Regions from separate parts of the Homo sapiens genome. Here region 1 is linked to region 2. Evidence: chromatin contacts called from ENCODE Hi-C data. All regions are on one chromosome and are shown on one strand. Each heading gives the region's core, a stretch centred on a gene start or an enhancer-like site at or near the end of the contact. The rest is flanking DNA. Distances are from core to core; before and after follow the strand shown. Region 1 overlaps OTUD7A (OTU deubiquitinase 7A). Region 2 has its middle 55 kb from the start of CHRNA7.

What was found. A loop is a pair of places that touch in the nucleus more often than their neighbours do. Pooled maps may share reads with other maps.
Region 1: a loop to region 2 is called in a map of HCT116, with 8 times the contacts of the local background. The contact joins two enhancer-like sites. A Hi-C loop is called at or near these places in 6 of 168 maps with a recorded cell type or tissue (GM12878, HCT116, MCF 10A and 2 more), 1 of 37 single-sample maps with no recorded cell type and 12 of 50 pooled maps.

The regions. Positions count from the first base shown.
Region 1 is chr15:31,487,121-31,490,286 of GRCh38, reverse strand. OTUD7A (OTU deubiquitinase 7A) reads left to right here. Exons shown (of 13, transcript NM_001382637.1): 11 at 2,721-2,835; 12 at 3,009-3,093. Among named protein-coding and RNA genes, the nearest start is that of KLF13, 160 kb to the right of the region's middle. RefSeq lists a silencer at 167-317 and an enhancer at 1-472. Within about 2 kb of position 1,511, at least 18 of the 41 ENCODE cell types and tissues checked have a DNase peak (open chromatin) inside an H3K27ac peak, as active enhancers do.
Region 2 is chr15:31,973,636-31,976,628 of GRCh38, reverse strand. No RefSeq gene overlaps it. Among named protein-coding and RNA genes, the nearest start is that of CHRNA7, 55 kb to the left of the region's middle. RefSeq lists an enhancer at 249-931. Within about 2 kb of position 1,321, at least 3 of the 41 ENCODE cell types and tissues checked have a DNase peak (open chromatin) inside an H3K27ac peak, as active enhancers do.

The sequences.
Region 1 (3,166 bases), core at 262-2,761, 490 kb after region 2:
CCTTTCCGGCCTTTTTAGGCTCATTTTGAAAAGCAGTTGCTGTTCTAGACATTTACCACCAGAGGGCAAGCCGCTGCATGGCTGCTCCTCACTGGTAAAGCCAGGTTTCCAATAGGGAAATGTCAGGGTGTACAGTTGAGAAGCAGAGGCATCCTGAGCAGCCGCTGCTCACGAGGAGGACCTGTTTTCATGGCCTCCTGGCCGGAACTGTCCCTGGGCTCTGCAGCCCCAGCCCTCACCACAGGCCGCAGTTGACCCTCTGCAGAAAAGCCTTCCTTTGAGCCCCTCGGTGTCTTCAGTTGTGAGCAGGCATGTCCGTAGAGCCTCTCAGTACCTGGCCCTTCACCCCAGCCAGATCTAGGCCGCAAGGCTGCTGGACCCTTCTAGGTGGACAGGCACTAGCCCCTTCAGGGGTATTCCCACCGTGCACTGGAGCCCTGGGCAGCCCAAGGAGTCCATTCCAGCCCTGCTGTTGAGGGGAGGAGTCCCCAGGAACCCCATGATAGGGAAGTGAGGGTGACTGTCTGGGGTGCCGTCTTAGCTTAGGTGGTTTATCTGAAACAAACAAACCAAAATCACAGTGACTTAACACAGTGGAAATCTAAAAGGAGTGTTCTCAATTGTCAGGCAGCTCTTCAGTGGAGATCTGCTGTCTTCTGCAGGCACCATGGAAGGGGAGTGGGGAGAGACACCCCCATGCCTGAGCACATCACCCAGCACTTCCCACATTGCTTCTGCCCACAGACCATGGATGCCACTAGGTGCCTGTTCCCCCTAAATCCTGGGGCCGGGGTGGCTAAGACATGGAGTGGTGGCTGGGCTGATGTTCTCCAACAGCAATTCTACCCTGGGAAGCGGGTGGACAGCCAGACCCAAAATGTCCAAGTTGCACCCACAGGAACTGCTTCTAACAGATTATTCTTGTTCTAGAACAATATTTCCTGAATTTGCTTGATTTTAAAAGCCACAGGAGATGCTTATTTAAAATGTTGCTTTTTGAGTCCCTTTCCTGGACACTTTGGTTTGGCCCATCCATTCATGGGGGCTTGGAACTCCCAGGAGCTGCACTGCTCTATTCTGGGAAACATTGTGGATGGGGAGAGCCTGTGCCACCCCCTGCCCCATGAGTAAGAAGCGAGGCTAACCCCTTCTCTGTTTGTGTAGTGACTCATAGAACTATGGGACAGGCTGCTGGGCACCACCCAAGGGAGACCTGTCCCTGAGCCAGCCCTGCAGCCCTCCCTGGGTGTGTCTGCCCTGCAGCTCAGATCTGGAAAGGGTGGCCACGTCAAGGCAGAACCCAGCAGGCTGCAGCAAAGCCAGGCCAAGCCACCCCTGACCTCTCAAATCAGAGCACTGCACTTTCCAATCCCAAGCCAGATTAATGAAAAGCCCGGAGCTGGTCATTGGTCAGCAAAGCTGCATTTCCCTTATTGGCAGCTTGGGGAAGCTGGAGAAGAAGAGGTGCGGGGGTGGAGAGGGGAATTATTTGCACCCACTTTTCCTCTTAAGCAACACTGGAGGGCAGCATTGAGTCAGTTTTTCCAATTTCTTACCAAATCAACTATTGGTGTTCAGTCTTCGATTTGATCTATTTCCTTGCCTTTTTGTTCTTGCCATGGCACCCTTGCCATGAACCATGGGCACCAGCAAAGAGGCAAAGCAGCTGGTCCAAGGTGGCTGTGCTTCTCTGCTGTGTGTGACTCCCAGGTGTGGGGCCTGCAGGGGAGCTAAGTGGAGCCCATGGAGGAGGCTGCTGCTTGTTGCGAGGAAAGACTTGGGGAGACCATCTCCCAGTTCCTCCTGCCCTTGTCCCTGACAATGCCCTTGGGAGGAGTCAACCGTGTCACTAGGCACTCCTCTCATCAGGTCCCCCAGCAGCTCAGAAGCTCCTAGAAGATCCCAAACCTGTAGATACCCCCTCCACCCTAGCCCTTCTGGAGTGAGCCAGGATTTCCCACGGGTGGTGAGTTTCACCACAGAAGTTTTGTGATGAGTCAATCCCTCTGAGAAATGACCAGCCAGTGGCTCATCACTGCAATCTCCACCTACATGTGACCTCCTCAAAAGGACCCCCTGACCCCATCCGAAAAAGGCTTCACCATCACTGCCTTCTGCCTGGTGTTTACCCTTCCAGGGCTCATCACCACCTGACATTATGAGATGTTTGTTAACCTGCTTATCTGTCCCCAGCACAGGTGAGCTTCCCACGGGCAGGGGCGGGTGGGTCCATGGGTCCCAGGCACTGATACAGACTTGTGGCACAAAATTACAAACCAGTAGAGGTCAGCAACACCCTTGCTCACCTGACTTGCACATTCGGCCCTTCTCTGGGACGAGACAGGAGAGCTGAGCCCCAGGCCCACCTGCAAGGTGGCCTCCCAAAGTGTGCCTAACCTGCCTAGATCCTTCCTAGAAATAGCAGAGGCAGCAATAGCTTTTTTCCCATTCTGCTGCCCAATGGAGTATCTGCCATTGGACAGACCCAAAGAGAGCCAGGGTCCAGGTGACGCTTCCAACTGCTCTCCACTGTCCGCAATAAATACGAAATTTTAAAAACTAGCAATAGTGGTTTTGGTCTTCATGCTCCTGCTGGCACAGATCTGTGTAGATGTCCACTCGGTGCATTTGTCACCCAGATACCTGGCTTGGGAATTTCCTTGCCATCCTGCCTGGGGACTGCCGGGGCTCCAAGCACGGCTCTGTCTCTTCTGTTCCAGCCGTGATCCCCCTGACGGATTCTGAGCACAAGCTGCTGCCTCTGCACTTTGCAGTGGACCCTGGCAAGGACTGGGAGTGGGGGAAAGACGACAACGATAACGCCCGGCTGGCCCAGTAAGATCCTACTCTGTCCCTTTCCCCAGCGCCCACAGGGAGGGCTATGGCTGGGGCATCCTGGGGAGGGAATGTACCACCCCTGCTCCTCCTGGGACAGCTGGCATGCAAGTGGACTGGGTGCTATAAGGGCCAGCTCAGACCATTTCAATAGGATATTCTTCTCTTGCCAGCCTTATCCTGTCGCTAGAAGCCAAGCTGAACCTTCTGCACAGCTACATGAACGTGACGTGGATCCGGATCCCCTCCGAGACACGGGTGAGCCTGGCTGTGCTGGGACCAGACCTGGCAGCAGGGTCCAGGCTGCTCAGCTCCAGTCTGACCAGGGTGC
Region 2 (2,993 bases), core at 72-2,571:
GCACTAATGCCAGCACACACTGTGGGAACACAACACTATGCACAAAACCTCAGACAGATGATGCCAAACACATACCACACACACACCAGCAGGCACTCCGGGCCAGGCACTCCAGGAGCACCACACTGAGCTCACAACGCTGGGTCACATACCAGCCATGTACACACCAGCCATGTAATTCCACCCACACAACACCAGGCATGCAGTGCAGAAACAGAACTCTGGAACCACAGGGCCAGGAAAACAATGCAGGCGCCCCATGCTGGACACACACAGTAAGTATACAACAATGAGCATGCAATGCCAGACACACAAAGCCAGACACACCATAGTAGGCGCAGCCTCTGGGACACCATGCAGGGCACACAGTGCTGGGCAAACATGCCAGGCACAAAATGCCAGGGAGAAAGCACTAAGCCCGTATGCCAGGCACACTCTGGGCCCACCAAGCTGGATGCACAAACCTGAGCACACAGGGCCGGACACACAACGCAGGCACCCAGGCCGGGCAGACACTCTGGGATCTCAATACTGGGCACACAGGACCAGGTACACAACACCAGGCATGCAATACTGGGCATGCCCACTAGGCACAAACAAGCAGGAACACAGCGCCAGGTACACACAGTACCTGCACACACAGTTGGCAAACAACACAGGGCATACGCTCCAGGATTACACTGCAAGGCTCACAGACGGGAGCAAACAAACCCGGCATACAATGCGGAGTATGCACAGCCAGGTGCCACACTAGGCATGCAGGGCCAGGCACATGGCAAGAACACAGGCTGGACACAGATGCTGGCTACGCGACACTGGGCAAACAAAGTCAGACACACCATGCCTGGTGCATAACACCATGCACATAACTCAATACTGGACACACAGTGACAGGCACACAACACTGGGCGCACAAAGGAAGTATGCATGCTAGGCACTCAGCAGGAACACAGGACACTAGAAGGCACACCCAGTCAGCACATACAGTTGGCTTTGAGCAACGAAGTGTGCGCAGACGCAGTGTCACCCACCAGCTTAGGGCTGACCGTGGCCAGCCGTGCTCCAGATGGCGGCCGCCCCGCGGCGCAGATCTTGGATGAAGGCGACATGGAGCGGGGCTGTCGCCAGCCACTGGGGCTCAGGGGGCTCAGGGGCACTTGCGGCAGCCACACAGCCTGAGCGCTGCTGGCTGTAACTCTGTGGGATGCACGAGGTTTGCTTCCATCAGTGCCCTCTCTGATGCACATGTGAATCGCTCTGAGTCTCTTACGATAACAAAAAATTCCGTAGGGTGTGGCACGTGTAAACCCGACTCGTATTTCTTGCTAGAGTATCTTTGGCAAGGTTTCCTGGGTTACTGGGTCAGAAGTCAAAGGCAGGTGACTTTGCAATTGCCAATTATCTCCGCAGGGCTACACCAGAGTGGGTCAGGGGAAGAATCAGAGATGGGTCGTAGGATTGTATCGTCATTAGGTGCATGTGCCCAGAAAGCAGGAAACAAATCTCCCAAAAAAGCTCTCTCAGCCTGCTCTTCAAAAACCCGGCCCCTTCCCACCTCTTCCTCTGCCGGAGGAATCTTTAAGATTTGCAATTTTAACCTTTAGCCGTTAGGTGGCGCCACAAAGTAAGGTATCCATGGGCCGAGGACGCTCAGCGACCCCTTCCTCCCCTGTGAGATTTCTTCTCTTGTTGAAGCTGCAAAGGAAAATCGCAGTTCCCAGATCTGGCAAGTGTAACAACATCTTCAGCAGCTCTGAATGGTTTTTATACAATTCTTTTCTTTACCTAATAGAAGGATCAATAACTGTAGACATATGCAGATCTTGATGGTTTGACCTCAGGCCAAAGCAACCTTGCTCCCCACCCCCATCACTTTCCTGTAAGACAGAAAGAGTGGTTGGTGAATGCTTGTCAGGTGCATGGCCCAGTGGGTGAAGCTGTTGAACAGGTCCCTTGCCAGTGCCCCCAGCAGCGGCTCTTAACAGCCATGCTAATGGCCGTCTCCTCTCCAAGCACCCAGGCTTGCAGTGGTCTGGGGCAGGCCTTGGGCCGCTCCCTCCCCGGGCATTACAGCCCTATCTCTGTGCCTTCCCTGAGCCCCTGCAATTCCACCAGAGGCCTGATGACTCTCTGGGGGACCTCTTCAAATAACTTCAGTCATTCATGTGGAGCAAGAGAGCCAGACTCCTGGCAAGAAAAAGCCAGACAGGGCCTGGGCTTCAGAAGATGCCTCACAGACCCTGGCAATCGGCCTGACTTCCAGAGGCCCCTCCCTCCCTGCAGGTCCAGGACACACATCACTTTACAGGAGAGGTTTCAGTCTGCAAGGCCAGCCCAAGTCTCCCAGAGTGGATGGTCCTCCCACCTCACCCTCTCTCTCAGACCATAGGGGTCGCTGGGCCCATGCTCTGTTGCAGGCACCAAGCCTGCCCTCCAGGCTAGGGGCTCAGCATTTCTAGAATTCTTGGGGTGTGAAGGACATTCATCTGAAAAGCTTCACTGGAGGATTGCAGACTTCAGGCTCCTAAGAAATTGCCTGGTGACTCTTGGTCTGCCTTTGCCACCACCCCTCCCAACGGCATAGGCAGCACTGAGATAGGCCACTCTACAAGTGGAAGGAGCCCAGGCCGGAAAACTGGGCCACCAGAATTCAGCCTACGAACCTCAGCTTCATCCTCTGTGAAACAAAGACGGCAATTTCCCAAGCAGAGAGAAAGGTCCTGGCACTAAGCAGGTGCTGAACAAAGACACGTAGCTGTTCACTCTACCACGCCCTAGCAGGTGGGTCCCAAGCAGAGGATGCACCAGAACAGAACAAAGCCATTCAGGGAAGCAACTGACTCGCTCATTCATTCTTTCTGTGAGAGCTTATGCGATCCACTCTCTTTCCGATGGACATAGGAAGCCCCAGGCAAAGGCTGTGCACAGCCCCTTCCTTCTCTTGCTGCTTGGGGACATCTGGAAGGCTGACAAAACACACAGAACCACCTCCT